Regions from separate parts of the Homo sapiens genome. Here all the other regions are linked to region 4. The links are chromatin loops, found by intact Hi-C in ENCODE. Cell type or tissue: GM12878. All regions are shown on one strand. Region 1 overlaps UST (uronyl 2-sulfotransferase). Region 2 has its middle 70 kb from the start of UST. Region 3 has its middle 33 kb from the start of SUMO4. Region 4 overlaps UST (uronyl 2-sulfotransferase).

Evidence for each region. Hi-C counts contacts between places; a loop is a spot of excess contacts. Peaks named below come from ENCODE experiments on the same cell type or tissue, not always from the same donor. Only the 100,000 strongest peaks of a DNase experiment are listed, where the experiment ranks them.
Region 1: it touches region 4 in a loop (4-fold over the local background); 10 of 110 quality-filtered maps call a loop at or near these places.
Region 2: it touches region 4 in a loop (10-fold over the local background); 2 of 110 quality-filtered maps call a loop at or near these places.
Region 3: it touches region 4 in a loop (4-fold over the local background); 8 of 110 quality-filtered maps call a loop at or near these places.

The regions. Positions count from the first base shown.
Region 1 is chr6:148,826,940-148,834,939 of GRCh38, forward strand. The region is part of intron 1 of UST (uronyl 2-sulfotransferase); the gene reads left to right. Among named protein-coding and RNA genes, the nearest start is that of UST, 84 kb to the left of the region's middle. In GM12878, no CTCF peak of the experiment used is centred here; no DNase peak of the experiment used is centred here.
Region 2 is chr6:148,673,470-148,681,469 of GRCh38, forward strand. No RefSeq gene overlaps it. Among named protein-coding and RNA genes, the nearest start is that of UST, 70 kb to the right of the region's middle. In GM12878, no CTCF peak of the experiment used is centred here; DNase peaks (open chromatin) are centred at 4,202 and 4,762; H3K27ac peaks cover 2,053 bases.
Region 3 is chr6:149,429,098-149,437,097 of GRCh38, forward strand. No RefSeq gene overlaps it. Among named protein-coding and RNA genes, the nearest start is that of SUMO4, 33 kb to the left of the region's middle. RefSeq lists a silencer at 2,878-3,164. In GM12878, CTCF peaks have their summits at 682 and 3,080 (motif pointing left); a DNase peak (open chromatin) is centred at 3,044.
Region 4 is chr6:148,753,831-148,761,830 of GRCh38, forward strand. All of the region lies in intron 1 of UST (uronyl 2-sulfotransferase), which reads left to right. LOC107986659 (a long non-coding RNA gene) reads right to left here. Exons shown (of 2, transcript XR_001744408.2): 1 at 7,002-8,000; 2 at 4,074-6,149. Among named protein-coding and RNA genes, the nearest start is that of UST, 11 kb to the left of the region's middle. RefSeq lists enhancers at 6,888-7,638, 7,892-8,000. In GM12878, no CTCF peak of the experiment used is centred here; DNase peaks (open chromatin) are centred at 4,851, 6,131 and 7,351; H3K4me3 peaks cover 1,823 bases; H3K27ac peaks cover 3,453 bases.

The DNA of each region.
Region 1 (8,000 bases), 73 kb after region 4:
TGATTACATCGGGCCCACCTAGATAATCCAGGATAATCTCCTGAAGTCTCTTTTGCCATGCAAGGTAATACATTCACAGGTTCTGGGAGTTAGGCCATAAACATCATTGAGGGCCATTATTCTACCTACCAATAAATAAGGGCATTGTTGATACCGCCTGAAATGCAGAAGATGCTTGTTGTTCTATAGTGCATGTGGTTTATGTATGACATAAAGTATGACTCACTTTGGGGTACGCTGGCAAATGGACTTTTGGACAGTTCCAATTATCATCAGAATAGATTTGCTAATTTAATTCTACTTTTTAGAGTGGAATTAGATTCTGAAGTTTTAAAATTACGTGAGATTTGTTCTTCTAACAGAGGAGTCTGTAGCCTTTCATTGAAAAAAGAAGAGTCTGGGGCCGGCCGCGGTGGTTCACACCTGTAATCCCAGCACTTTGGGAGGCAGAGATGGCCTCACTTGAGGTCAGGACTTTGAGACTAGCTGGACATCATAGTGAAACCTTGTCTCTACTAAAAATACAAAGATTAGCCAGGCATGGTGGCGCATGCCTGTAATCCCAACTCAGGAGGCTGAGGCAGGAGAATTGCTTGAATCCAGGAGGTGGAGATTGCAATGAGCTGAGATCACACCACTGCACTCCAGCTCGGACAACAGAGCAAGATTCTGTCTCAAAAAAGGAAAAAAAAAAAGCGTCTAAACTCCCGAAGAGAGGATTCAGTGAGAATATTAGTCATGATCCTGGCTTGCCATTTTCTTAACTTTGAAATTATTCTAGTTTGTAAAAAAAAAAAAAAAAAACCAACAACAAAAACACTAATTGTGAATTAGATTGTACTCTGTATTCATTAAAAGAAAAACTTGACATGATATTTAGATGAACATATGCGGTTTACTAAAACAGATGGTAGAGAATTTTTACCCTCAAGCATGTATTTTTAAAAGTGTGTTTTTGTTTTTATGACTTTTTGAAGTGATTGGATTAAGGAGAGTAAGAAATTCTTCCTATAACAATCTATTTTCATTTGTTCTTTTTGGAGAAAAAAAGCTTTTTCATAGAGGTTGTCAAATGTTGCCATATGTTTAAGAATGAATTTGAACCATTCACTTTCTGAATCTTAATCCCTTCTGAATTATACGTAATTTGACAGAAGTCAAATATGTTGACTTCTGTCAAATATATATATTTGTCAAATATATCTGTCAGGATATATGACGTCTGTCAAATTACGTATTTGTTCAACTTAGGTCTGATAGTGGATGCTCCTAAGTACTTTGTTAGTCTATATTATTTATTTATTTATTTATTTATTTATTTACAAAGAACACTATAATTGTGCTCTTTCACTGGTTTTTATTTTAATGCCTGACTTGAGGTCAAGAATTATGTGTAGAAAGAGCACAGACAGAACAAAATCATAAGTTAATAATGCCGTTATATTACTGGAAAAATTAAGCATGCAGAGCTAGTTATAGCAGTATAATATTTTGGGAAAATATTTAAATTATCGTATGCTCCTTAGGTTTTAAAAACCTATGTTTCATTCACTTAAGACAAGCAGATAATGTGCTATTAAGAGCACAGACTCTGGAACCAGATTGCCTGGGTTAAAATTCTTGGCTCTCACTTTCTAGATTTATGTCCTTGGCAGGTTACTTGGCACCACTTGGTTTCACTTTTCTCACCTGTAAAATGGAGAGAGGACTAAATGAATTTATGCACATAAAACACTTGGAGCAAATAAAAGTATTTGCAATGATGATGATGATTGTTTATTATTATTATTAAGCTTTGGAGCAAAAGTATTCATTAAGTAATCATTACTGACCACCTACTAAGTATCAGACACTTTTCAAGTCTTAATGAATCATTAAATTAATCAGATCAACATCAGAAACAATTTAATGTTACAGTAACATTTTATAACCAATAGTACATTGCGGTTAACTTTTCATTAGTGTTCCATTTGAATAAGTCAGCTGAAAACAGATTTGCCTCTTCCTTAAAAATTAGAAAGCACATGCTATTTATTTGGGAGGGAACAAGCAGGAATTGCTCAAAATATACATAACCTACCAGAAACACAATGGCACCAATTCCTTGGAGTAAGAAGTGGAAAATTCATTTAAGAAGAGATGTGCTCCAGATCTAGCTGAGGGTACCCAGGGACAAAGTGGACATTTCAAGTTAAGCCCTGGGATGGATGGATGGATGGATGGATGGATGGATGGATGGATGGATGGATGGATTTTAGTGACGTTTAAGATTAACCATGTTTCACATTGCTAGAGGAAAGAGGTCTTAATGTACGTCTTTATATGGGCGTGCACCTCTGCACCTGGGTCCGCTGTAACCATGCATATGGCTTTGGCCTTGCTCATCCCACACAGCCATGTGAGCAGGCACCCTCTGCACTAATGACCCTCTCTAGGCCCAACTTCCCTATCTGGAAAATGCAGAAATCTTCAGCCATGTGTGAGCATCATTGTGAAGCGGGCAGAGCACATGGGCTAATTATATATTGTATGAGATTCCAGACACAAGAATTAAGTGTTCTCTGTGCTGTTCAGTCTACTTCCAAAATCCGGCTCAAATCCACCCCACTCTCACCATCTCTACTTGCCCTTTTGAGGCCATCATTTCTCTGCTGGACTCTGCACCAGCCTCTCCCTGTGATCACTGTGTTCTCCTGGTTTCATGACTCACAGACGAGTGTTCTCCTTATTTTTACCCTCGGTTTGTTTGGAATGGTTGGGGGTTCACTTTTATATATTCAGAAACACTTGTTTTAATACTTTGTTCTTTGTAGTCCTCTTCTTTCTAATAGTTACTCATAGCTTCAATTCTCAAAACACAAAACAATTTTACCAACCCATCATTATGTATTTCTCTACTTGCTTTGGTCTGACCTAGGGACTATTATTTTGGAAGGTGTTTTAAAAAGTAATTTCATAGTTTGTGACTTAAAGTGCAAGAACATCCTGGGGTTAGTAGCACAGGAAAAGACTTGCATATCACTTTGTTAACATTTAAAAACCACCAGGCACTACACTTAAAAGATGGATGATGAATGCCACATAAAGCCTACAACTCCTGAAGCCTCTTGTCCATGAGGCTGGGTGAGTGAAAAACAGCAAAACCTGAGATCTGTGATTTTTAAGGTAATTGGAGAAACCAATACCTCCCTAAAATAGTTCCCTTAATAGAGTGACTTACTGAATTGCTCAAAGTTCAGACATGAGGAGGTGCTTTGTAGAATTTGCTGGAAACTGGACCACACCCACCAATTTCTTGCCAGTTTGTGGCAAGTGGGCCAGGTTTTGTCTGGCAACATGATGCATGCATTCAAAAACTGTATTTTCTATTATCCTTTCATTTCTACATTTATAGTATAACTAGTTTAGAGCACAAAAGAGATATGGCAATTAATATGGGAAGTGATAGACCCAACACATATTCTATCCAATTCTATCCCCACAAAGACGACCGGACTAAGCAGCAGCCCCAGGGTCTTGCCGCATCGTTTCCTTTCGGGAGCACTCACCCACAATGTGTTGGGTGCCACAATGCACTGAAAATGTGACCACTGCCCTTGATCATAGAACTATGGAACCTTAGTGCTAGATGAGACCTTAGAGGTTTTCTAGTCCAGTGGTTTTTTGGATTAGAAACTAGGAAGAGCATTACTTGGGGACTGTCAAGTAAAAACATTTTTAAAAATTCTACCATCAAGAAATTACGCTAAGTGAAAGGAGCAAGATGCAAAAAGACACTGTTTTATGATTCCACTCATTTGAAGTACCTAGAGTAGTCAAATTCATAGAAACGAAAATAAAATGGTGGTTGCCAGAGACAGGGGGGAGGAGGAAATGGGGAGCTATTGTGTAATGTGTAGAGTTTCAGTTTGGGCTAATGAGAAAGTTATGGAGAGGGATAGTGGTGATGACTGCACAACATTGTGAATGTATTTAATGCCACTGAACTGTCCACTTAAAAATGGTAAATTATATATGTATTTTGCCACAGTAAAATTCTGCTTTCATCACCGTTGCTTGAAAGAAAAGAAATTTTTACATTGAAAAGAAAGGAAAATTAAAAGAAAGATGAAAGAAAAAGAAAGAAAAGGGGGGGGTGGGAAGAATCAATCTTGAAGGAAATTCCTTTAAAATGATTAAATATAACTTTAGGAAGCAGATCAACACATTGCCCTTTGTGCCCTTTGCTTTCGTCTTTCTCACAGACTAGACCAGCGCCGACTGTTTCGCAGCCACATACCAGCATCTGGAAGCTACTGTAACTTCTGCGGTACAATTCTCTCATTTTGCAGATGAAAAAATTCAGGTGCAGAGAGAGGAAGTGTCTTTTCCACAGCCACAGGGTGTATTTGTGACTGGGACAGTCATTTCATGACTCACAGACAAGTATTCTTTTTACTTTATTATTATAGGAAATTCGCCTTATAGTTTAGTTTTGTTTTATTAAGTCTTTATTGCTATTGGCTTCAGATTTAGTTATCACTTATAGAATCCCTTCTGAGTGCCAGGCATTGTATTTTCTATTTTCACTTAGCAGACATTTATATAGTGCTTATCGGAAGCAAGACACTGTGCTAAGTGCCCGACAAATAAGAAGTCATATAATCCTAACAGTAACCCTCAGAGATGAGAACAATTGTTATCCCCTATTTTAAAAATAAGGAAAACTAGCTGAGTGCGGTGGCTCATGCATGTGGTCCCAGCTACTCGGCAGGCTGAGGCAAGAAGATTGTTTGAGCCAAGGAGTTTAAGGCTGCAGAGAGCTATGATTGTGCCACTGCATTCCAGCCTGCACAGAGTACAGCCCTATCTCTTAAAAAAAATAAAAAAAAGAAAGTAGGTGGGGTGGAACTGAGACCCAGATTGCTTAAATACTTTCCCGAAGTCATATATAGGGCTAGTAAGTGGTGGATTCCAATTCAGTTTTGACTCACTGCAGTTAAACTCAATTACCCAACCTGATGATAAACAATGGGTCTAATACTTGTAAATACATTTGGTAGAATATTAATTGACTTTACTTATTTATTTATTTGAGACAATCTCTCTCTATTGCCCAGGCTGGAGTGCAGTGGCGCAGTCTCAGTTCATTGCAGCCTCCACCGCCTGGATTCAAGCGATTCTGCCTCAACCTCCTAAGTAGCTGGGATTGCACGCATGCACCACCACGCCCAGTTAATTTTTGTATTTTTAGTAGAGACAGGGTTTCGCCATGTTGGCCAGGCTGGTCTTGAATTCCTGACCTCAGGTGATCCACCTGCCTCGGCCTCCCAAAAGAATATTAATTGACTTTAAACCAAACACCGTAAATGTGTTCTTCCTGACTCTGAGATGTATCTGAGGATATTGTGAGATCTTTATTGAAATCATCCAAAATGGGATGCCAAGTTTTGGTGTGCATATTAATTTTTTTTAATCCTTGAAAAAACTATCAACTGAACATCTTGCTTATGGATATAATTTACATGTCTTAGTATGAAGCCCTTAGGATCTGAGTACAGCACAAGTGTAATTTAAAGATGTAGCTGAGACAGACCAAAAACTGATCAGCATCCCATAGAGTGAAATAACCATGTGCCGCGTTAGGTTGGGGTGATGGTGTCAGGACTATCACACATTGAGTTGGTTATAAACCTGATGGTGATTTAGTTGTTTGGAGGAGCATTTTCATCAGAAGTCCAAGTAATCTTGCATTGGAAAGTGAATTAGAAAATGCAAATCCAGTGGCATGAGCCTTAGGATACAATACCTTATTAGAGTTGGGATACCCAGTGGTGCAGTGTAGTCAGTTTCTATTTGGAGCTCGGTCAGATGAGTTTTAGTTGATATTTAGGTAAGGACTCAAAACTCCTGAAGTATTATATTCTTTGATTTGTTTTTCAACTTGCTTCTTAAAATTAACAAGCAATGCCAAGACAGTATTGTATTTCTATCTTTTCTTTGTCATAACTGTCAGAACAAATAGCCCATAGAAAAGCATGAGAAAAAGCCTTCATCTCAAATCGTTAATAACAAGAAAAGAAAGTATAGGAGCTCCCTTATCCAACACCATTTGATGGAATCATTCTTGACCCCCTGTCCTCCTGAGAAAAAGCACCAGATCATTCATGACCTTCTCACCACTGCTTCATTTAGGACTATGAAGACAGTATCATAGGGTATAATGAAACAGTTATCTGCAATGATAGAAAAATAGTATAAGCATGTTTTTTAAAATTGTGGAACCTGACCAGGCGCAGTGGCTCATGCCTGTAATCTCAGCACTTTGTGAGGCCAGGGCGGACGGATTGCTCGAGTTCGGGAGTTGGAGACCAGCCTGGGCAACACGGCGAAATCTGTCTCTCCAAAATATACAAAAATTAGCCAGGCATGGTGGCATGTACCTGTGATCCCAGCTACTTGGGAGAATGAGTTGGGAGGATCGCTTGAGCCCCGGAGGCAGAGCTTGCAGTGACCTGAGATCGTGCGACTGCACTCCAGCCTGGGTGAAAGAGAGAGACCCTATCTGAAAAAACAAAAACCAAAAAACGAACCCCAACTGTGGAACCTATAGAAAGAAAACTTAGCCTTGGCTTTAAATGAGGAGAACCAGAAAGTTCCAGGGAGAAAAAGTATATGTTCAAGATGAAAAGGATACCTTGTGGTCAGGGAAATTTAGGTGGAGGACAAGCAGGTTATAGATGTTCTAGTTTTGCTGGAAATAGTGTCACCTTTCCAACTGCCCACCTATAAACTTCACAGAGTTGTTCACTGTCTAGATCTCCAGCTCAGAGAAGCAGAGTGATTAAAATTCAACATGCATGAATCTCAATATTATTTTTGAAAAACATGCCTTTAAAACCACCCATTTCATCAAAAAGGTTAAAGGGAAAAACATTTCTCAAGATCTAAGCACAGTCTTAAGGGCTGGCGTAAACCGTGACAGTTTAAGAATGAAGTGTTTTTCTTATCAATATGAGCATTCTGTGAAATGGTTGATTTTGACAGAGGTAGTTGCTGTGTTGACCTTTTCACCGTCTTGTTTTTTGTTCATAAATTGATGCTGTTATTGAAACAATATGGGTAAGAGTCTGTCTTAGATATGTAATTTTTTCCATTTATTGTCTCCATGGTTTTACTTTGTTTAACAGATTTTAAAGACTTCAAAAGAATAGCACTAATATACCCAGGAGAAAAAGTCACATAAAGTTATAAGGTTCATTCCATTTTAACCGTGAATACATTTAAACAAAGATAAATAACATCCAATGTCAAAATAATCTTAATTCCTTGACCACATTTTAAAAATAAAACAATTTATTACCATTTAGTTACATCTTACAGGAAAACCCTTAGATACCAGTAGGTAACCATTAGATTTTTCTAGGTGAAAGTAAATCATTTCTGAGGAAGCATTCTCTTTACCAAAGCAGCATTATTTCCAATAAGGAAGCCACTCATTCATTTAGTCCTTGGTTTATTAAACAGTTACTGAGGCTGGGCACAGTTGCTCATGCTTGTAATCCCAGCACTTTGGGAGGCCAAGGTGGGCAGATTGCCTGAGCTCGGGAGTTCAAGACCAGCCTGAGCAATATGACGAAACCCTGTCCATACAAAAAATAGAAAAAGTAGCCAGGCATGGTGGTGCACGCCTGTAGTCCCAGCTACTCAGGAGGCCGAGGTGGGAGGATTGCTTGAGCCTGTGAGAAAGAGGTGAACCGAGATTGCGCCACTGCACTCCAGCCTGGGCAATAGAGAGAGATCCTGTTTCAAAAAACAAGAAAGCAAACAAACAAAAAACAGTTACTGAGGGCATACAATGAGCTAGGCACTATGCTATGTGGGGGGATTTTTAAATTTGAAAAATACAGACCCTGCTATCATGGCATCCACACTTTTAAAGATAAATTTCTTCCACAGTTTGCTAATAGAAAACAGCCATTTAGCATGACCTATTAATATGGAGTGCCCAAAGTATACAA
Region 2 (8,000 bases), 80 kb before region 4:
ATTAATTTACTCTCAGTCTTTCATTGTTTTTCTCCAAAGCACTGATTGACCCTAGCAATGGCCTTTATGTTCTATATTTCTTATCCTTTTTTTCTCTATCTCTAAAATGCCTCACACATTGTACCTGTCAGTAAATTACCTTACATCAGTATAATATCTCAGTTCATCATGGTAACATTTTTAACAATTGCATGCTACTACATGTCAGGGTCTACCAGTAACTACCAGCTGTGATGGGATCATCATTGCCAGCTGCCTGCAAGTGATCTAGCTCCAAAATCTCATTTTAGAGTCTGCTCTCTCAGACTGCTTCTGGCACTAGCTGTTACTAGGCAGGTTTCCCAAGCAGCAGACTCTGATAAAAGATTTGTTGATAGGTGCATTAGGGCATGCTCACAGGAGTGAAGGAAATAGGATTTTCAGAAAAAGAAAATTCAAGCTGTGATGCAATCAATAAAGATCTCAGCCTATCCTATGATCCATTCTGGAGCTATGATAGTTCTGCAAAGCTGTCCAGAATTGGGGCAAGGGAGATGGGCCTTTACACCTTTACATTGACCTGTCATTGGAGGAGGGCTGTTAAAAGGAAGGGGGCTTGGCCTTAAACAATGGTGCTCACTTCAGCTGAGGGAACATGCCAGAGAAGGGACCAGCTGGCAACAGTCTGATGCCAACACTCCTGGAAGCTGGGAGAATGAGAGCTTCAGTCCTGGAGGCACATATTTGTGCAGCATACTGTGGCATCCATCACATCCATCTTGCCAGAATCCACACTCCTTCTATTTTATTTCCCTGCTTTCCTCAACATAAAGCTTCTACTTCATGATCCAAGGTGGTCTCTGAGAGGAGTGGAGATGATTACTCAATTCTCATGCAGGAAAAATAGAGAAGCTAATATGGATGCAGGTGAGGTTGTAATTTGGTGATGGGAATATGAGGAAGTTCAAGTCTGATGTCTTTCTTTTTGGAAGAGTATGAGTCAAGGTAGTTGGCTGAGATTTGAGGAAGGAAACCTGAGGAGAGAGATGTTATGAAATGCTCATCTCAGAGAGTGGAGGGGCGGCTTCCTGGAGAACCACAGATGACTGCTGGGCATCATTGACAGACATTTTGGGATTTGTGGTCATTAATTTAAAAAAGGAAACCAAGTAATCCACATGTGCAAACAGCAGAAACCCATTTTAGCTATCTTAAGAACAAAATGGAATTTAGTGGAAGGATTAGATAGTAAAAAGAGGTTGGTCCAGACACCACTACTTTCACATAACAAATGAATGCCAAGAGTACTCACTGGCCTTGCTAGAGTCACAAAACATTAAGACTTCAGGAGAGAGTATCTGCTTGGCAGAGCATGGCCCTTATGGGAGGGAAAAGAAAGGCTCTGGCAAGAAAGCAGTTCATCTTTCTGAGCAAGGCACAATGGGAGATTCTCTTAAAGGCAAAATTTTAGTGCTGCTGGTTGGTGACAGATGTGGGGACTAGGGATACAGAAAGCAAATCCTAGCAATTCCCCACAACAAGCTCCCAGCAGTCTATCGTCTATAGTCAGGCATATCCATAGCTCACTTTCCCTAACTTAGCAAGTCAAAGAAGAAAAGCAAGGACACCAAACACAGGAACAAATGATCAATAACACAATTTTTCTGTTTAGGGACATTTTCATAAGTGCTTACAGAGAGCTTTATGGAGGAATCCAACAATATATGTCAAAAGCCATTTAAAAGTACATACCATTTGACCTAGCTGTCTAAAAATGGAGAAAAGGAGCAAAGTGTTTTTATGTTCTTTCAATTTGGTTTAGGGGTGGTCATATTTATGTTTAAGTCTTCAGGGATTAAAGAAAAGTCACAAATGAAGATATTTTTGTTATGCCCCACAGTAAGAAAATCACCTTTAGCACTGAGCTGTGGTAATAGGCCAACTATGCTTTGTGTTAATTCATTTTTATTTTTAAACAAGGCAGAATTTGCTTTAGGAGGTACTTTCCTTTTAGCAGGTCTGTTCATCGAGATCACACTGTGTGATCTATACCTTACCATTTTATCCACCTTATAAATGGCAAATGGTGAGGATGATGAGAATGTGGATACACTGAGCAGAGTATACCAGAAAAAAAAAATCCACTGACTAATAGTTGGTGACAAACATGATTAGAATATACGACATGGTTTCCTGTTAATTCTACCATTTCAGCATCTGCTATGTGTCCTTACTGGAGCTGGTCCAGGGAAGGTGGAAGACACAAAGACAAAATAGATACAGTTTCTAGTCTAATGATTTCATAATTTAGTGGAAAGAACCTGTTCTTTTTCAGAGGACCTCAGCTGTTGGGCTCCTCTTTCCTTTGGCTTTGCCTATGCACGTGATGTCTAGAACTTCAGCAGCCATGTTGTGATAGTGAGGCTGCAGTTATGAGAACAAAAAGTCCTGTAAGAATGAATAAGCAGAAATATAGAAAGAGTCTGGCTCCCTGATGACATTATTCAGCTGCTTGCATCAACACTGAGGCCACTGACCCTTTATGAAAACAACAAATGTCATTATGATTAAGAATAGGTCTTCATTTTCTTACAGCTCAAAGTGTTCCTCAAGGTTACACATGAAATACTGGAAGGCTAGAAATTTTTAAATCTGAGGATCTAGTTTAAAATTTTACATTAGGTTTAACTTTTCCCAATAGTAACTTGCAAACGTTTTAAATCATTTCCTTCAACTCCCGTGACACCATTTTTGTTGCAGAAAGCCTTTTTCTCACGTGGGTACATTATATCCGAAAAGATACTGAGGGTGGTGCTTTTCCTATGATAAGTTCAGTATTCCCACTGATCTGCAGGGATACATCCAAGCGGATGCTTGAAACAAACGATAGTACCTGTATTAGTTAGGGCTGTCTAAAGGGATAGAACTAATAGGATCGATGTGTATATATATAAAGGGAAGTTTATTAAGGAGTATTGAGTCACACCATCACAAGGTGAGGTCCCACAATAGGCCGTCTGCAAGCTGAGGAGCAAGGAAGCCAGTCCAAGTCCCAAAGCTGAAGAACTTGGAGTCTGATGTTCGAGGGCAGGAAGTATCCAGCATAGGAGAAAGATGTAGGCCAGATGACTAAACCAGTCTAGTCTCTCCACGTTCTTCTGCCTGCTTTTATTCTGGCTGCACTGGCAGCTGATGAGATGGTGCCCACCCAGGTTGGGGGTGGGTCTGCCTTTCTCAGTCCACTGACTCAAATAGTAATCTCCTTTGGCAACACCCTCACAGACACACCCAGGAATAATACTTTGCATCTTTCAATCCAATCAAGTTGACACTCAATATTAACCATCACAGTACGAAATCCTGTTTACACCGTTTTTTCCTATACATACCTAATGTAAAGTTTAATTAATAAATTAAGCAAGCAAAATATTAACAATAATAACTAATAATAAAATAGAACAATATACCATAATAAAAGTTATGTGAATGTGGGCCGGGCATGGTGGCTCATGCCTGTAATCCCAGCACTTTGGGAGGCTGAGGCAGGTGGATCACCTGAGGTCAGGAGTTTGAGACCAGCCTGGCCAACATGGTGAAATCCTGCCTCTACTAAAAATAAAAAAAATTAGCCGGGCATGGTGGTGGGCACCTGTAATCCCAGTCACTCGGGAAGCTGAGGCAGGAGAATCTCTTGAACCCAAGAGGCAGAGGTTGCAGTGACCTGAGATGGTGCCACTGCACTCCAGCCTGGGTGACAAAGAGAGACTCCATCTCAAATAAATAAAATAAAATAAAACAAAATAAAATAAAATAAAGTTATGTGACTATGGTCTCTCTTTCTCTCTCAAAATATCTTACTGCACTGTAATCATCAATCTCCAGACCACAGGTGACCATGGATAATTGAAACAAAAACTACAAATAAGGGGAGGAAATATCAGTAAGGGTAAAACGAATCTAGCCAGAAGGCAAAGTTGGAGATTTTTCTCTCTGCTATTAGGTAGATAGATATATTTTCAGCACTATCCTCAGAATAAATTAATTAAAAGACTATGCTAAATGTTTTCAAGTCTGGTTCTGAAATAACTCCTTCAATTAGAGGTTATTTTTAGCTTCCTTTTTCTAAACTTAAATGAAGAACTTTTACATTTTTCTGGCGTTTCAGACTATTCTGTTTCTGTAGCTGCCATTTAAAGGTAGATCAGAAGAGAGGTAGACGGAGACTGAAATTCCTAATTTCACTTCCTCTTTTTGGTTTTCAAATTAATGAGTTGTGTACGACTGGGTGCGTGGGAAAGCATGCACAGGCCAGTGTCTTCCTTGGTTGTGTGATATCTCACACTTGCCCATGTCATGCGGCAGCATAATTTTCCATTAATGATCTGATTTGGCCCATGTGAACTTCACCTCCTACCCACATTCATAGCAGCTTTTGCTTGGGAAGGCTTTGCATTTTCTTCATGACTGGAGGTCACAATACTAAAAAATCCGTAGGAAAATAAAGTAATGGGCCTGCTAATATGTTTAATGGCTTTAATAGCATTGAAAACTAATATGCTTAATGCTCATTTCATTCATAGTTGCCCTTGGCATGATGGATGGCAAGATTGTGCATTTATGCAGAGGCAAAAAATGGCCCAAATGTCACTGTGAGTGTGATGCAGGAGAGTGAGAGAGAAATGTTACGGCAGCATTATGAAATCTCAACTCCAATCCATCTTCACAGGAAATAATTACATTAGGTGAGAAAAGGGGCAGCCAACCATGAGGCTGGTGCTAGCTTAAAGGAATTTGGTTCATTTGTTGAAAAGCAGAAATTCTGAAAGCCTGTGCTGAGTGAATTATCTTGAGAGCAAGACCCATAATAGCATAGAAAGAGGAAGTTCTGAGACATGACAAATTCTGAATTGGGGAGATCACCTTTTCTTTCACAGCTTTCTTCCTAGTTCTATGGTTACATTATGGGCTGTGTTCTAGAGCTTTCCAGCCTTGCCCTCTTTGGTCTATATCGCATTCCTTAGGGCACTATTCGTCGTAGGTAAGTGGATTAATTAATTCGGGTCACTACATCAGTATGTCGTGAACTGGTCCTACACAAAGATGTTTTAGATGAGGCTCTCTGGAGAAAAACCTCAAGGGTCATCAGCAATTGGGAATCTCAGTAATACTGTGGCCCTGGCAGGGCTCTCAAGCATTTGCCCATGCCATCTGGACATGGGGCTGGTGCTGGAGAGACAGCACTAGCATTCTGAACTGTGAAGATAAAATTTGCTGGGACGATGAACCTCTTTAGTAGATTCCACTGCCTCAGCTTTCCAAGGGCCATAGGAGAGGACAGTATTAGTCTTTCCTCTTCCCTCAGGGGCCCAAACACCATCAGGGGCCTAGACAGGAGAGGGGGCTACAAAAGAGGAAGTCCTCAGAATTAGAAGCAAGCTGTGGGTACCGTGAAACCCTTTCCTCACTGATAGTGAACATCCATGTGGACACGCAATGGCCAATGACTGGGTCTAGAGACATTGACTTGCTCACCAAGTGACAGCATCTAAAGTGGCTATGACTCCTCATCATGGTCTTACTCGGTGATATGGTTTGGCTGTGTCCCCACCCAAATCTCATCTTGAATTGTAGCTCCCATAATTCCCACATGTCGTGGGAGAGACGTGGTGGGATGTAATTGAATCATGGGGGCAGGTCTTTCCAGTGCTGTTCTCATGATAGTGCATAAGTCTCATGAGATCTGATGGTGTTATAAAGGGGAGTTCCTTTGCACATGTTCTCTTGCCTGCCACCATGTAAGACATGCCTTTGTTTCTACTTTGCCTTCTGCCATGATTGTGAGGCCTCCCCAGCCATGTGGAACTGTGAGTCCATTAAACCTCTCTCCTTTATAAATTACCCAATGTCAGGTATGCCTTTATTAGCAGCATGATAATGGACTAATACACTCAGCCTTACAAGGTCCTGCCTTTCCCATCAACTCATACAGGGGCTTGTGATGCTTACTGCAGAGGAGAACTTTTAAACAATATCTCTTTAGGATAAGTAACAGTAATGTGACCACTGGGGTTTTTGAAAGATTCCATTCTAAGCCAAGGCTTATAGGGCATAATGCTTTACTATTCTAAATTTTCACCACAATTTTAGTGTAGCCGTAGCATCTAAGCATTTGTGTTTACTAACAGCTGCTCACCCCCAGGTCTTAAACAAAGCATTCTGTATGAGTTCAAGTTTTTGAGGATCCTTAGGACTTTACTTGGTGACAGGCAATTCAGTAATTTTAAAGGTTAAGGGGATGGGCATGGTGGCTCATGCCTGTAATCCCACCACTTTGGGAGGCTGAGGCAGCAGATTGCTTGAGGTCAGGAGTTGGAGACCAGCTTGGCTAACATGGTGAAACCCCATCTGTACTAAAAAGACAAAAAAATAGCGGGGCATAGTGGTGCACGCCTGTAGTCCTAGCTACTCAGGAGGCTGAGGCAGGAGAATCGCTTGAACTCGGGAGGCAGAGGTTACAGTGAGCCAACATAGCACGACTGCCTGGGTGACAGAGCGAGACCCAGTCTCAAAAAAAAAAAAAAAAAAGTTAAGGAATAAAGAAAATGACAGTTAGTGAGTCTTCTTAATTGTTCTGGATATTCTGAAGACAGCCTAGCTACCAAAGCGTCCTGAAGCCCAGTTATTTTATTGATTGCCCCACCTCACCTAAATAATTGATTTTATAATTTACATTTGATTCCATCATATTTGAGCTTTTCCCCTGGAACAAATTTATAAGGTAAACTCTCCCAGATGAAAATAAAATTTCATTTACCAACTTTGACTTCTAAATGGTTTATTGATACCCTTCATTCATCTCTCAATTTAGAAGATCTATTTAAAAGGAAAGATAAATATAAATTACAGCATGGATAGTAATCTTTTCTTTCAGCAATTACTAAGTGGAATTTCATTTTGTTGACATCTAGGAAAGAAGTCATCCCTCAAATTGCAATTTAGTAATACTCCTCCCTTTCTTGAAATGAAGGAGCAGCTCAAATTTGGCTTAATGGTCCCTATTTTCTGGCCCCTATAGTTACTAATTCACATGTTTGAGGTTACAGTTGCATAGACCAAAAATTTAGAAAGGAATTCTCCATGATCAAAAATATGTAATTTAGTGGAAGGTTCAGAGCCACGTTAAGGGCAGCAGTTGTTTCTTTAGGTATCAAACACAAGCACCCTGTTTAGCAATGCCATAACAAAGCATAAGCAGTTAAAGTGGAAAGACGAATGGGTAAAACTTTACCAGTCAAACTACATTTTTAAAAGAATCTTTTAAAAAGGGGCTGAGTGTGGTAGCTCATGCCTGTAATCCCAGCACTTTGGAAGACTAAGGCGGTAGGATCACTTGAGGCCCAGAGTTTGAGACCAGACTGAGCAACATAGACCCCATTGTTACCAAAAAAAAAAATAAATAAATAAAAAATTAGTCAAGCGTGGCACATTATCTGTAGTCAGAAGTCTAAAGCTGGAGGATCACTTTGGCCCAGGAGTCCAAGGCTTCAGTAAGCTGTGATTGCACCATTACACTCCAGCCTGAACAACAGAACACGACCCTCTCTCAAAAAAAAAAAAAAAAAGTATGTGGAAGTACTATGTATCCAATATTTCATTCTCTCAACTGCCATTTGAAATAGGCATTGGTAATTCCATTTTACAGACGAGAAAACAAGACTCAGATTGTTTAAGTAACAATCTAAGTCTTTCCCAAGGACGCAGAATCGTGAGTGGTAGGTCTGGAACTGAAGTTCTAGCAAGCTCAAGCTCACTGTCTTCCCCCTACATGATGTGTCTGTGCATAGGACAACTATAGTAAAATCAACCAAGACAATTATCTCTTTGTCATGAATATATTATTAAATTAAGGGCAGAAAAGTTATCAGCAGCTTCTACTTGAAGAGAATCTGCTTTGCCTGATCTGTCCTTCATCTGTATTCTTCTATCTTCTCTCCTTTACCTTGCCATCACCATATAAGACA
Region 3 (8,000 bases), 680 kb after region 4:
TCCTCAACCCACTGGTCAGCTATGTCAGCTCTTCCACTACAGGAGACAAAAGCCTCCTCGGAAGCTACAGAGAGGCCCCATGGCTCTCACACCCAGCCTCCAAACTGCTCAGTTGCTCTATTATCCCTCCCAGGGGCTCAATACAGCTCAGCAGTCACAGCAACTCCACTCTCCCTGCAGCCGCTGAGCCCCCCACGTCTTTCAGATATCTCCATAGCCTGATCATGGCCTAAACTGTATTCTGCCTGGCAGTAGGAAGAAAGGGCTTCATAAGGGCACAGGATAGCATTGGCTGGATGGCTATTCCTAGGAGTGTTCTGGATCCAGAGCAAGCTGTAAGAGCAGCCGTGATGTCTGAGAAGAAGAGAGTTTTGGGCAAGCCATTTACCCCTGCCCGCCTTCGTGTTCTCATCTTAAACCCCACTTTCTGATTGGCTGCAAGGATGAAATGGTAATATATGGAAGTCACCAGCACAGTGACTGTGATGGGGGAGCACTCAAACAGCAGCAGGGAGGGAGTTGGCTCTGGGGTCCTCCCTCCCCATCCTCCCTAATGCAAACAAGCCTCGGCCTCACTGCTCATTACCATTATCACACGTTTGCTAAGAAACCCTCTTCCGGATTTTCCATCATCCTCACTCTTCTTGTCAGGATCCAGAAAGCTGTAAATAGGGCTTCAGTGACATCTATAGGAGTCTCATTCTTTTAAAAATTCAAAGCATGTAATGGCTAATGGTAGCATTTATAAAATCTGAGTAGTAGACGCATAGGTATATGTTATGACATTTTCTGCACTTTTATATGTTTAAAAACTTTTTTAAAGAAAGTTTGGGGGGCAAAAAGAATTTACATAATCCAGAGGGAATTTCACAGGAGAACTCACGGTGGGGACAAAGCCACGGGCAGGTGAGAGCAGAACGACCAGGAGGTTTGGTGAGAAAGTGGACGGGGGGGCATCGGGGGTGTTGCCCGCGACTGGTGAGGGTGGCCACGTGGATGGCTGTGGCATTCGTGGATTTAGAGAACACAGAGAGCAGTGGGTACATGGGAGCAGCGCGATGCCAGGGGGACATCCAGTAGAGCCGTTGGGGGCAGCGGGCCCCTGAGGTGTGTTCCCAGGGAGAGGCAGCCACCTGTCAATGATGGTTCAAGCACAGAGTAAAATGGCCAATGGGAGAGGGCGAGACAAGAAGAGCCGCGCCGGCACTCACAGCCAGGCAGAGCTGGAGAAAGCGCTGGAAAAGGGAGAATTGGAAGCATCGCTACATCAAAACAGCCGAATTTTGAAAAAGCAAACAGAGGAAAACGTTCACAACAGATAAAACAGACAAAAGACTGCTGTTCTGAATAGGTATAGTGTTCTTACCGTGAATAAATTAAAAACACCAAGATTCTGATCACCAAGTAGGTAAAATACTTGAATAGATGATTCACCAAAGAGGAATTAAACGTGTTAACAATCCTACGGGGAAAAAAAGTTAAACAAATGGACTTGAAGCTTTTCACCTGTCATGTTGCTGGTGTGGTGCTGATGACAGTGGTTTGGGGGATTGTTTTAATGGTCTTGCTGGTGAAGAAGTGATGACTTGCATTGCTGGTGATGGTGATGGTATACAATTGCACGGCTTTCAAGAAAGCAGCTTGGGAACAGGCATCAGAGGCCTTAAAATATCACATAATTTGCTTGCATCTAACTGGGTCAATTTATGCCAAAGGTATTTTTATTTATAATAGCAAAAAAAAAGAGACATAATGTGCAATAAGTTTAGTCTCTCCACTGGGGAAAATGTAGTTCCCACAGATCATCCTTACAGAGTTTATAATAAGACGAGGAAATGCTCATGTTATTATAAAGAGACAGAGTTTCACTCTTTTGCCCAGGCTGGAGTGAAGTGGCACGATCTAGGCTCACTGCAACCTCCGCCCCCCACCAGGTTCAAGTGATTCTCCTGCCTCAGCCTCCCAAGTACCTGGGATTATAGGCCCCCACCACCATGCCTGTCTAATTTTTGTATTTTTAGTAGAGAGGGGTTTTGCCATGTTGCCCAGGCTGGTCTCGAACTCCTGACCTCAAGTGATCCACCCGCCTCGGCCTCCCAAAGTGCTGGATTACAGGGGTGAGCCACCACGCCCGGCCATAATATTATTTTTAAAAACAGAATTTTTTTGGTCAGTGCTAAAGGAGAAAATTAACTGGTTTATCCCATATGCAAAGATGAAAGAGAAAAATGTAATGATCTCAATAGATGTAGATAAAGCATTCAGGGAATTCAAAGATTATTCACACACAAAAAAATACAACAATAACAGACTGTGAAGAAAAAAGAACCCATTCATAATAACAATAGTGGTAGAAATCTACATGGTACTCAGAAATAATTTTAATAAAATATGCACCCATACATTTGTAAAGAAAATTACAAATCATTATTAAAAGAAATAAAACATTAATGCAAACATGGCAGGGTGTTAAAATTCAAGTCAGGCAGCCACCTTGGGAGGCGAAGGCAGGAGGATCACTTGAGCTCAGGAGTTTGAGACAGGCCTGGGCAACATGGCCAAAAATACAAAAAAATTAGCCAGGTGTGGCGGTGCGCACCTGTGGTCCCAGCTACTCAGAAGGCTGAGCAGGAGAATCACTTGAACCTGGAAAACAGAGGCTGCAGTGAGCCAAGATCATGCCACAGCACTCCAGCCTGGGCAACAAAGTAAGACTCCATCTCAAAAACAAAAAAAAAAAAAATCAGGCATTTGTTACAATAGTCATATATACACATAATTTTATGTATGTTCAAAATAGTTTATTATGAATTTTAAATGAAAACATATTTAATTTGCCTTAGCTGTTACATCTTCCATCACAAAGAGCTGTAACTGCCAGGGTGCAAGTGCACGTGTTTTTTCCTGTGTTTTATCATCCTCATCCTCAGCTGTTCACTGGTTACTGGCCTGGGGCTCCGAGCTGCTAGGCTTGTGGGAACCCCATGACAGGGGAGAGAGCCAGTGGCAGTTCCACCGGGAGCGGGGTCAGATTTGTCGCCAACCCAGGTCAATGCTTGTTGTGCTACAACGGCGCCACCTAATGGTTGGTGCTGGTTCTGACATGCGTCCCTGGGTCTGAAGGGACACCAGCAGCTGTGTTGGGCAGCCTGTTTCTAGCCACTCTGTGTAAAGAGAATAAAGGATTCAGGACTGGTGCGGATTACCGTTGATCAGCTCCTTTCTCAGCTGAAGCAGACCAGCGCCTTCCCCTCCAGAGAATTTCGACTGTGCTTTTCCCCTCTGCCTTCCAGAAGTTAAGGGAGTGGAGTCCTATGTTCTGGAGGGCTCCCTCCTGGCATCCTTGCCAACACTATCGCAATGTTGGAAGCTCTTTAAAAATCATGCCTCAAACCCACATTTGAAGTGAGATTTGAGGGGGAGAACTATTTCTGTAGTCGGATAGGAAAAAACCGCATGGAATGGGAACATACTTTATCCATTTCAAAGCGAGTTGGTCAGTGATGCTATATAAATGTGTTGGGGTGGTTTTTAGAAATCACGGAATGTTAGGGCTGGACAAGACCTTAGAGATATGTTACTAATTCCCCACAAGGCATTTGAATGTCGAAATGTCCAAGAATGTACGTGTGAAACTAAGAACAAAATTGACCCAATAATACTATATACTAAAATTACTAAATTTTACTAAATATACTAAAATACTAAATACTAGTATTTCTAGCATTACACACACGTGTTCCCACACCATGCGATGAGGCGTACCTTTCTCCTTCCACGTCGCTTATCAGTTCTCCACATCTGCACAACAACAGACCACTAACGAAGCTGACTGCTTACTTGTATTGACAGGGAAATCATCAACAGCCTGAGTACTTTGTGCTTCAAAATTACTGAAAAGCAGGCCAGGCACAGTGGCTCCAACCTGTTATCCCAGCACTTTGGGAGGCCGAGGTGGGAGGATCACCTGAGGTCAGGAGTTCGAGACCAGCCTGGGCAACATGGCGAAACCTCTTCTCTACTAAAAATACAAAGATTAGCCAGGCGTGGTGGCACATGCTTGTAATCCCAGATACTCGGGAGGCTGAGGCAGGAGAATCACTTGAACCTGGAAGACAGAGGTTGCAGTGAGCCAAGATGACGCCACTGCACTCCAGCCTGGGCGACAGAGTGAGACTCTGTCTCAAAATAAAATAAAACAAGATAAATAATAAAATAATAAACATTAGAATAAATTACTGAAAATCTGTATCTTCATGGAGCAACAGTTGTGTCGCAGAGGCTGCAGAGCATCCCCTAGTCACTTCCTTCAATTAGTTTTATGATGTACTTGGATAACAATGTCATGATAATTGCCAGCATTTTGTGCAGTAATTCTGTCAAGCACTGCACTTGGGGCTGTATTTACAGTAGCTCGTTTAGTCTTCTTGATGATCCAATATGCCAGATATTCTTTGCACCCTTTTTACTGATGAAAAAATTGAGGTTCAGAGAAGCTAAGATGCTTTCCTAAGGACACACAGCAGGTGGTAGGAGGTAGAGCTGAGATCAGCAGCTAGGCTGCCTGAGGCCAAGGCGGGCTTAGCCACAAAGCAGCAGGTAGCAAAGAAGCTCTGTCCCATCACTGCTCACAGGTGTAATGGAGAGATCCCTGGATTGGTCCCTGTCCTTCATAGTTGGAACCCAATACTTATCAGCTGAAGGATCTCAGACAAGTCACCCTGTGAGCCTCAGTTTATCCATAAAATAGGACTTATAATCTACCTCACAGCACCATGAATTAATATGAAAAGTACATAATACAGTACATGGAAATTTGCTTGATGAATGCCAACATGCCACACAAATGTAAGTTGTCTGTATTACAATATATTTCCCTCCTAGTTTTAGTTAACCATTTTTGGAAGCTTGTTTTTTGCAATGACTATCCTTACTCAGCAAAGCTTCTGAAATGTTCCTTATTTACGATCTTATGAAATGTTTGTGTGCACACTGTGTGATCATCTAGCAAGTCAGTCATTCTTGGCTACTATTTAAAAGTCAAAAAATAAAAGATGCTGGCAATGTTGCAGAGAAAAGAGAACACTCATAACAATGTTGGTGGGAATGTAAATTATTCAGCCCCTGTGGAAAGCAGTTTGGAGATTTCTCAAAGAACTAAAAATACAACTACCATTCACCCCAGCAATCCCATTCCTGGGTATGTACCCAAAGGAAAATACATTGTTCTACCAAAAAGACACCTGCACTCGCATGTTTATTGCAGCACTGTCCACAACAGCAAAGCCATGGACTCCACCTAGGTGCCCATCAGTGGAGGACTGGATAAAGAAAATGGGGCTTCCCTTTGCAGCAACATGGATGCAGCTGCAGACCATTATCCTAAGTTAATTATCACAGAAACAGAAAACCACTTACAAGTGGGAGTGAAACCATAGGTATACATAGACGTAAAGATGTAAACAACAGACCGGGCGCGGTAGCTCAGGCCTGTAATCCCAGCACTTTGGGAAGCCGAGGTAGGAGGATGGCTTCAGGCCAGGAGTTTGAGACCAGCCTGGGCAACATAGTGAAACCCTGTTCCTACAAAAAATAAAAATAAAAAATGCAGCTCATGCCTGTAATCCTAGCACTTTGGGAGGCTGAGGCGGGCGGATCGCCTGAGGTCAGGAGTTCGAGACCAGCCTGACCAACATGGAGAAACCCCACCTCTACTAAAAATACAAAATTAGCCGGGCGTGGTGGCACATGCCTGTAATCCCAGCTACTTGGGAGGCTGAGGCAGGAGAATCACTTGAATCCGGGAGGCAGAGGTTGTAGCGAGCCAAGATTGCACCATTGCACTCCAGCCTGGGCAACAAGAGTGAAACTCTCTCTCAAAAAAAAAAATGTCATTCTTAACTCATTTTTACCAAATATAATGTTAAAAAAAGAAAAAGATGTGTACTGACTCTCAATTTTATGAGCCATTTTGAATGGGTGCCATGATGTGGAGCTAGATTAAGATGGGGGAATTAATGGAAAAGATTTGGGTGTTTATTTCATATTTTTCCCATTAACATTCAATAGTCTTTTTTGGTAAACTTCTAAGAAAAAATAATTAAGTAGATCCATTAATGAATAAAATGATGATATTGGTCCACTAAGAGGATGTGAGTGTGGAAAGTGAGGTGTGATGAAACTGACAGATGAAATATCTGGCAGATGAAATAATAGATATAATTTTTGTAACTGATATAGTGTAAAATAAAAGCAAGACATGTATTCTTGTGTGATTTTTGTTTTTTTGTTTTTTGTTTGTTTTGAGATGGAGTCTCACTCTGTTGCCAAGGCTGGAGGGCAGTGGTGCAATCTCGGCTCACTGCAACCTCCACCTCCCAGGTTCAAGTGATTCTCCTGCCTCAGCCTCCTGAGTAGCTGAGACTACAGCTGCCACCATGCCTGGCTAATTTTTTGTTGTTGTTGTTGTATTTTTGGTAGAGACGGGGTTTCACTATGTTGGCCAGGCTGGTCTCGAACTCCTGACCTCAGGTGATCCACCCGCCTCGGCCTCCCAAAGTGCAGGGATTACAAGCGTGAGCCATCGCGCCCAGCCTCTTGTTGTCATTATGACTGGGGCTGCTGAGGGTTCTCTGGACGTGGGAGAAGGTCCCGTGCTGCAGGGTGGGAAAGCCACAAGGCACTCTGACTTTAGCCCCAGGAAATGGAGACAGAGAAGACAGAGCTGCCTCCTCACTCCTGGGCGTGGGCCCAGGAAAGGTCTTCTTCCCCCAGATCATGCCTCCTATGCTGTCTTTGTGGAGAGTAGGCTTTGACGAGGACGTGAAGGAGGACGGTGGAGAGAGAATGGGGTCAACCAAGGGCCCTAAGTGATTGTCCCACATCAGTCTCTTACCCTGGGCTGGTGGTGACTTAGCCCTTGACAACTTACCTGATTCTGAAGGTCGTGACGTGACCAGAGCAGGGAGACCATAGATGCAGCAGTGACAGTCAACCCTCCAGAGGGTGACAGTAGGGGCTGGGGGAGGCCGGTGGCGGCTGGGCCCGGGGCTGGCCTGTGCTGTGGACTCTTCCCAGGACCTTGGTGCAGCCAGCTGCCCCATCCCAGGCCCAAAGCTCTGCCATCTGGCTTCTTGTGATTTCTATTCCGAGGCTCACAGCAAGACCATCCTCCCCGTTCCTCCAGATGTTCCTGTCTCTGCAGACACTGGAGCAGAGAAGGGTGAGAGCCAGTGCTCAGAGCTGCCCGGCCATTTGCCTTCAGGGGTCATGGGCTTGTGAGGAATCAGGGTGACCCTCATCCAGTTTGCCTGGGACTGAGGGGTCCCCCAGGATGCAGGACTTTCAGTACTAACATTGGGACGGTCCTGGGCAAGCTGAGGTGATGGGTCACCAAGGATCCCCAGGATTCCAAGTGGCTCCAGGCTCTTTGTCTCCCTCCATTTGGAGACCGTGTCCGTCCTGTACCCACAAAAGTGCTCAGTGGCCTCATGGCCCAGTGGCTTTGTGGCTGGGTCAGCTGCAACTTTGGATCCCTGATATTTTCTCCATGGGGCAAGAGCGATGGGTGTTTGGCAGCCACTGTCACAGCCTTTGAGGTGATAACAGCACTGTCGTGGGCCACAACCCCCAGCATGGGCTGAAAACAGCCACAAGCCTGCCTGGACTCACAGCCACACTGAGATTAGTGCCAGCAAAGTGCCCTCTGTAGGTGGGACAACCGTGCCCCCTCGACTTACTCTGCGAGGAGCTTAACGACAGCCCTGAGGTGCCGGGGCCCGGGGTCACGGAGCTCCCGTAGCCGAGGACAGTGCTGTTATCACATCATGCCCAGCACTACCATGCCCAGCTATTTTTTGCATTTTTAGTAGAGACGGGGTTTCACCATGTTGCCCAGGCTGGTCTTGAACTCCTGGCCTCTACAAGGCCTCTACAAGTGATCCACCCACCTCGGCCTCCCAAAGTGCTGGGATTACAGGTGTGAGCCACCGCTGAGCTAC
Region 4 (8,000 bases):
TGCCATTTCTTATTTTCCATTTTTTTATTATAGCCATCTTAATGGGTATGAAGTGGTATATTCATTGGCGTTGTGTTTTGCATTAATGATGTCGAGTATCTTTTCATGTGCTTGTTGACTGTTTGTATATCTTCTTTGGAAAAATGTCTATTCACATTTTGCTGATTTTTTTTTTTTTTTTGAGATTGGAGGCTCGCTCTGTTGCCCAGGCTGGAGTGCAGTGGCGCGATCTCAGCTCACTGCAAGCTCTGCCTCCCAGGTACACGCCATTCTCCTGCCTCAGCCTCCCAAGTAGCTGGGACTACAGGCGGCCGCCACCATGCCTGGCTAATTTTTTTGTATTTTTTAGTAGAGATGGGGTTTCACTGTGTTAGCCAGGATGGTCTCGATCTCCTGACCTCGTGATTCGCCCGCCTCGGCCTCCCAAAGTGCTGGGATTACAGGCATGAGCCACCGCGCCCGGCCACTGATTTTCTTTAAAAAATTTATTTCCATAGGTTTTAGGGGAACAGGTGGTATTTGGTTACGTGAGTAAGTTCTTTAGTGGTGATTTGTGAGATTTTTGTGCACTCGTCACCCAAGGAGTATACACAGAACTCAATTTCTGGTCTTTTGTCCCTCACCCCCTTCCCACCCTTTCTCCCTGAGTCCCCAAAGTCCATTGTGTCATTCTTATGCCTTTACATCCTCATAGCTTAGCTCCCACTTATGAGTGAGAACATATGATGTTGAGTTTTCCATTCCTGAGTTACCTCAGTTGCCTATTTTTGAATTGGGTTGTTTGTATTTGTGTTGTTGAGTTGTAAACATTATTTATATATTCTTAACAGTAGACCCTTTTCAGATATATGATCTTGCTATTAATTTGGGGGTTGGGAAATATGATACTGACTTAAATACAATACTGTTATGTATTGTTCACTATATTATAGGTGTTCACCTTATCAAGGAGCAAGAAATTAGTTTTATATGTAAATGAGTTTTAAAGTGTTAAGTACGGTACCTGGGTATATAGTAAAACCTAAATAAACTCTAAAGATGGATTGAAAACAAGGATCTGTTCTAAAGAATCCTGGGGGTCTTGTTTTACAGTTATGGATTACTTTGAATATTAAACACTTTACATTTATCTCTAAGGTATGATAATTCATGGATAGTTAACACTTAACCTATTTTAGAGATGTCACAAAGATTGCTGTGACTTGTATGTGGAATATGAATTTAGCTAATTTTTGAACAGCAGATTATAGTACAATGGTTATATTTTGTCTTTATATTTGCTCACTAGAATGGAGCCGATGAGCTCAGCAGGAGAAAACATTTGGGTTTATTATGTTCCTTATACAATATATGAAGCAACCAAGGAAATCTTAAGCATTCTCATGAAATTGGAATTCATATGCAATTTATTTTGTATTCATGTTGTGGTATAATATGAAGGACAAATATATAGGAACAGTATTTGCTACGTATGTTTCTCTTGAGTAAAATAACTTATGAGTTTTAAGAAGAAATATTGTTTTTACAAAAATGACAGAAAATTTTAGTAGGTTTCAAAAATATATATAATCAAAATAAGAAGCTCTAAAATAACTGCAGTCAATTAGATGCTGCTTGGCCTCAGTTTGAATAATTGGCAACACTCTCTGAAATGGTCTGCCTCTATGTCTCTACCCAAATCTCATCTTGAATTGTAGTTCCCATAATCCCCACATGTTGTGGGAGGAACCCTGTGGGAGGTAATTGAATCATGGGGGCGGTTAACCCCCATGCTGTTCTTGTGATAGTGAGTTCTCATGAGATCTGATGGTTTCTTTTTTTTTTCTTTTTTTTTTTAATACACATTCCCCAAAACTGGATTACTGGGGTCCAGTATTCCAATTATGAGCATTTTTAATTTATTAAATTTTGTTAAATATTTTAGATCAAAATGTTGAAGTAATTTACACATAATTCACATTTCCTGCCACCTCCACAGAGCTAGATGTCATCTCTATAGTTCTGGTAATCATCCAGGTGAAAAATGGTAATATTTTTTAATTATACTTTAAGTTCTAGGGTACATGTGCACAACGTGCAGGTTTGTTACATACGTATACATGTGCCATCTTGGTGTGCTGCACCCATTAACTCGTCATTTACATTAGGTATATCTCCTAATGCTATCCCTCCCCCCTCCCCCCACCCCACGACAGGCCCCGGTGTGTGATGTTCCCCTTCCTGTGTCCAAGTGTTCTCATTGTTCAATTCCCACCTATGAGTGAGAACATGCGGTGTTTGGTTTTTTGTCCTTGTGATAGTTTGCTGAGAATAATGGTTTCCAGCTTCATCCATGTCCCTACAAAGGACATGAGCTCATCCTTTTTTATGGCTGCAAAGATCTGATGGTTTCATAAGGGGCTTTTCCCCTTTGCTCAGCACTTCTCTCTCCTGCCACCATGAGAAGAAGGATGTGTTTGCATCCCCTTCTGCCATCATTGTAAGTTTCTTGAGGCATACCCAGCCATGTGGAACTGTGAGTCAATTAAACCTCTTTCCTTTAAAAATCACCCACTCTCAGGTATGTCCTTATAGCAGCATGAGAACGGACTAATACACTGTCATTCAAAATTACCAGGGAACCAGATATAGCTGCTTAGTCTTGAAGCTACGCCATACCTCTTGGTCTGTCTCAGGGTTTATATTGATTGTCTATAATTTCCCCAAAACTGCCACTGATTCATTTTTGTTGTCTCGCTGCCTGCTTAGACTTCTGCTAATGTCTTTGTACTGATTGTTTAGGAAGGTACAATTCCAATTAGGATCTCTAAACTCCTGTAAGTATTTGTTTATTTCATGATCTCTTATGAAGTTTTGACATTCTACCTTGTATTGTGATCATCTGTGAGCAAGCACCTTGAAGGGAGGAAGCTTATTCAGTGCTTCGCATCCCTGCTCTGACATCTCTTCTGGGTGCTCCACACAGGCCCTCAGGAAGTGGCTGTTGATTCAGTATATTTGCTGAGCAACTGTTCTTCACTAGGATTCCAAATCCTGCTTTGTTTGGTCTCTATTTAGAGAATATGGGGAGGGATGCCAAGAAGGACTCTAGCTCAGTTGATGCCTTTAGCCTATTTCTTTCTTGCTCTTTGAAGCTGATGCTCCAAGCAAATACATTACAACCACTTATGACATATGAGTACATATAGTTTTGTTTAGAGGTGGTTGCCCATTCTAGAGTGTAGTGGTGCCATCAGAGCTCACTGCAGCCTCAACCTCCTGGGCTCAAGCCATCCTCCCACCTCAGCTTCTTGAGAAGCTGGGACTACAGGCACAAGCCATCATACCTGGTAACACAAACATTTCCTTCTGTGCACAGAGATAACTGTCCACTTCTTACCTTTGGGCATTTGGAATTACACTTTTAGAGCTCTCTCTGTAATTAAGAATAGCTGAGATCAGTTTAGAGATTTGTGTGCATACAGTTAGAATGCAAACTTCTTGTTACTTGTCATTTTCTGAAATCCTAGACCAGTTGTTTTGGAAGTTTGCAGAATAGCTGTTATTTCTGTAGGTTAGTGTCTTCTTTAGGTAGCAATTTGTGTTAAATTAGCCAGTATGTTTCAAGCATGACTTTAAGTCATGAAGGAGATGAGACCGTGGAATGATGTGATTTTTGAAATAGGGACTGAACAGAGTTTAACCTAGAACTGCAACACGACCATACTGTAAAATTAGGTCTCAATCCACCAACCCATTTACACTTGTTTGGTGAAAGATACTATAATAACCTTAAGTCATGGCTTTGATTAGGCAATTCTTAGTTAATTCATTAATAGATGATTTAAATAACCTATTACCTTTAACTGTACTGCATTTCTGGAAACACCATTGCTGTTTTTTAGTTCAAGGAGTACAATTTTCATAATCTTGATGAAAGAAAAATGAGAATATTCTGAGACATATGAATTCCTTTGTTCAGTCATTCAACAAATATTCATGGAAGGCCTTCTTTGGGGCAGAAGCATCAGGCAGTAGGAAGGATATAGGTTTTGGAGCAGAGCTCCGGGTGTGAAGCACTGTGTTACCATTTATTAGCTGGGACAGCTTGAATAATTTTATTAACTTCTCTGAACCTCTGATGTTTTGATGTATACAATAGGATTAATAATTGCTGTTTTACAGGATACTTCTCTAACCCAAGGCCTGACATTTAAGTTCAACAATTGCCAATTTTCTCAGCTTGTTCTTTGCTTCCCTTTAACTCCCTCTTCATTTAGCACACATACACATATGAGTGTACACACACACTCATATCAGAACACAGCTGGGGGAGTATACAGATTCACTGATAACCTGACTTCCAATTGAAAGAAGCAATCAAACCTAGAAATACACAATTACTTCACTAGTATTTGGCAAGGGCTCTTCAACACCTGACAAGTTCCGGTAATTCATCCATCCCACTAATTACATATATGTACCCCTTCCTGCTTCTTCTCTTCTGCTTCCTGGAGATAGTCTTTAAATGACACATTTTTTGCACAGCCTGATTTCCTCTGTTTTGAATTTATCCACACTACTTTTTTTGTTCCTGCATTCACAAAATAAAAATAGCTGTGTGGAGGGAGTATGCTGGCGCTTACTCTCTGGGATAGCCAGCTGTTCTAGGATTGCACTAGTGATCCATAAGATACATCCTTTCAGAAATAATCACAATGCCAGGCATACACTGTGCCTGCTCCCAGAACTTCCCCCATTCATGACGAAACTACCACGTCCAGTAGTACGCCCACTTTCTTTTCTCAGTTCCCACTTCCCTCTCATTGACAGTCAGAGCAAGAGCAGTGAACCGCAGAAGCAGATCTTGTGTCTTCACTTGCTTGTTTCCCAAGCTCAGCCTCTCTGTGTTGCCTTGCTCTGTTAGCCTCCAGTAGGTGTTGCGGCAAGTGAGAGCCATACCATCTGGCATGGCCAATCACCCAGTTCCTTGAGCAGTTGAAGGCAAATGCTGATTTTACATTATTTCGTAGAAAGTTGTATTTTGTTTGGGGACCTTAAAAACCCTGACCTTGTCATCCAGCACAGAGCTTCCTGCTTTAACACAAAGGCTGTTTGACATGAATGCCTTCCCATTGGATAAACAGAACCGTCAGGCAGAGCCATGCGGCTGGATGGAGGGGGCACTAGGCCTGGGTGTGCAGGGTGACCCGACAATAAGTCAGTTGTCGGTGTTAAGTCATGTGAGCCTCCAAGGCTTCAGTGTCTTCATCTCTACAATGAAGGAGTTTCATTAGATCCATGATTCTCAGCTGTTTCCGTTCCTTAGGACCCTCATCCATAGCAGTGTTTCCATAGGGTCTTGACTGTCCCTATGGGAATACATCTCAGTGGCCAGGAGAGGGAGAAAGGGCATGGCATTGGAAGTCCTTTTAAAAAAGTCCCTGAGCTCACGCCTGTAATCCCAGCACTTTGGGAGGCCGAGGTGGGTGGATCACGAGGTCAGGAGATCGAGACCATCCTGGCTAACATGGTGAAACCCCGTCTCTACTAAAAAATACAAAAAAATTAGCCGGGCGTGGTCGCGGGCGCCTGTAGTCCCAGCTACTAGGGAGGCTGAGGCAGGAGAATGTCATGAACCCAGGAGGCGGAGCTTGCAGTGAGCCGAGATCGCACCACTGCACTCCAGCCCGGGCGACAGAGCGAGACTCCATCCCAAAATAAATAAATAAATAAAAATAAAAAAATAAAAGAATGCGGCGTACGCGGTGGTTCACGCCTGTAATCCCAGCTCCCTGGGAGGCCGAGGCGGACGGATCACAAGGTGAGGAGATCGAGACCGTCCTGGCTAACACGGTGAAACCCCGTCTGTACTAAAAATACAAAAAATTAGCCGGGCATGGTGGTGGGCGCTTGTAGCCCCAGCTACTCGGGAGGCTGAGGCAGGAGAATGGTGTGAACCCGGGAGGTGGAGCTTGCAGTGAGACAAGATCGCACCACTGTACTCCAGCCTGGGCGACAGAGCGAGACTCTGTCTCAAAAAAAAAAAAAAAAAAAAAAAAGTCCCTGAGGTAATTTTTCTGTGCACTCCCAGGGGAGAGTGTTTCTTTTCTCTTGAGAATCACTGAAGTAGATCGTTCTAAGATCTCTGCTGTTCTTCAAATCATGTGCTGAAAGAGACAAGAGGTCATATAATTGTAGCAACTGAAACAAATATAAGGCTATTTTCTTTGGACCCAAACACTTATTTTAAAAATTGCAGAAGTCAAGTGACCAAGGCAAGTAGAATACACAAAAACATTTTAGGCCATCGTTGTCATTTTCTGAGTCTTAATCATAGTTAAATTTTTTCTAAAATTAAAATCAGCAGTGCGTTTCCTCCACCTCCGCCAGAACTTGCTCTAGAAATTAGGGGAAGCAGAATGTCCCCAGGAAGTCCTAAGAGAGAAGAAGCAGAGTAAGACATGGGTTTCCAGAGTTTAGAGTCTCACTATGTGATAGGTGAAAGCTGTGTTGTTGATGAGGATTTGCACAGCCTCCTCCCGGTTGCCTGCTACTGACCATCCCATTTCACTGTGGGCAGCTCCAGTGGGTAAGAGGGTTCTTCACAGTGTGGTGAGCTACTCCTTTCTAGCCTCCATCCATTTTTTGCTGTTCTTCTGGAAGCTATATAGGCTTGTCTATTGGACTTTATAGTCTTCAAATAATTGAAGATACTAAAATGACTATTATGTCTACCCTGCTCTGCTACACACATAAATCTTGTCCAGACAAATAGGTCTGTTTACCAGTACTTTCTCATCAGAAGTCATTTGAAGACACAGAAAGTAAAAACCACAAAGAAAAAAAAAACTATATTAAAGTGAAAGCTCAACAGTAACACCCCATAACCATAGCAAAACAAAACAAAACAAAACAAAACAAAACAAAAAAAAACCACAAACATCTCCCCAGGAAATAGAACTAATATGCAGGTCTTTAAAAGTTCAGTTTATCAATGAGAAAAAGATAAACCAACTCACGAGATAAATGGGCAGAGTACAGGAGCAGTCACAGAAGAGGAGACACGGCTGGCCAGTAAGCACAAAGAGAAATGAAATGGTTTTGATTCCCTTACACATCTTAGCCCCCTTCCTCTGTCTACATGGCCCGTAAAAGCCACAGAACTGAACAGTTTTCCAGTTCCCTCAGTGAGCCTGCTTTGTGCAGTGGTATGTTACTGTCAGAAGGGATCCTCTTCGAAGCTGTGGTATTTGAGAATGACTGCTCCTCCCACCGCTTTTCTGAGGGTGTTAGCAGGAGTGCAACAGAGCCTTACTTCAAGGCCCCCAGCGGGCTGGCTGGAACCCTGCTTCAGCTCCTCCAAGCACGTGCGGCCAAGTTCTGGGAGCCACGTCGATGTGGGTTGATGGGTCCCCTGAGACGCCCTCTCTGCTCAGAACACAGCCAGTAAGCCATGGGCAGATCACAACAAACAGCACCCTGCCTTCTGCTCCGCCTCCCTCCATCTACCACACTGCCAAGTTCCTAAGAAGCTTAGGGGAGAAGGAACTGCTGTGGTGCTTAGAATGCAGTGTCTTGCCTGAAAGTATTTTCTCAGTCTTTGAGAAAACAGTGGAACTGACTCATCTGGTCAGAGCTTTACAGAAATGTGATTGCAGATCTCTTGCAATTTCATTCTGCTTTAGTGTCAGAATTCATCCGACAACGTGCCAAAAAAAAAAAAAGTGTGTAAAATCACATACAGATTTAGATACTTCAAGAGGAAGTTATTTTTACCACAGTGGGGAAGAAACCAGAAAGTGCCGATTGGTGGAGAATGCCCGGCAGGGCTGAGGAAGGAGGGTGGGCACCTGAGCAACCTGGGCCTGGCCACACTCACCCCTGCAGCCTTGCCAGCCTGGCCCGGGGATTGTGGTGTGGTCACCTCTTAGCAGGTGGAGGGAGGAGTTCCTGTGTGGAAGATCTGCTTGAAGGAGGAAATGTTGATATAACCCCCGAGTGTGGAGCCAACTTCAGCA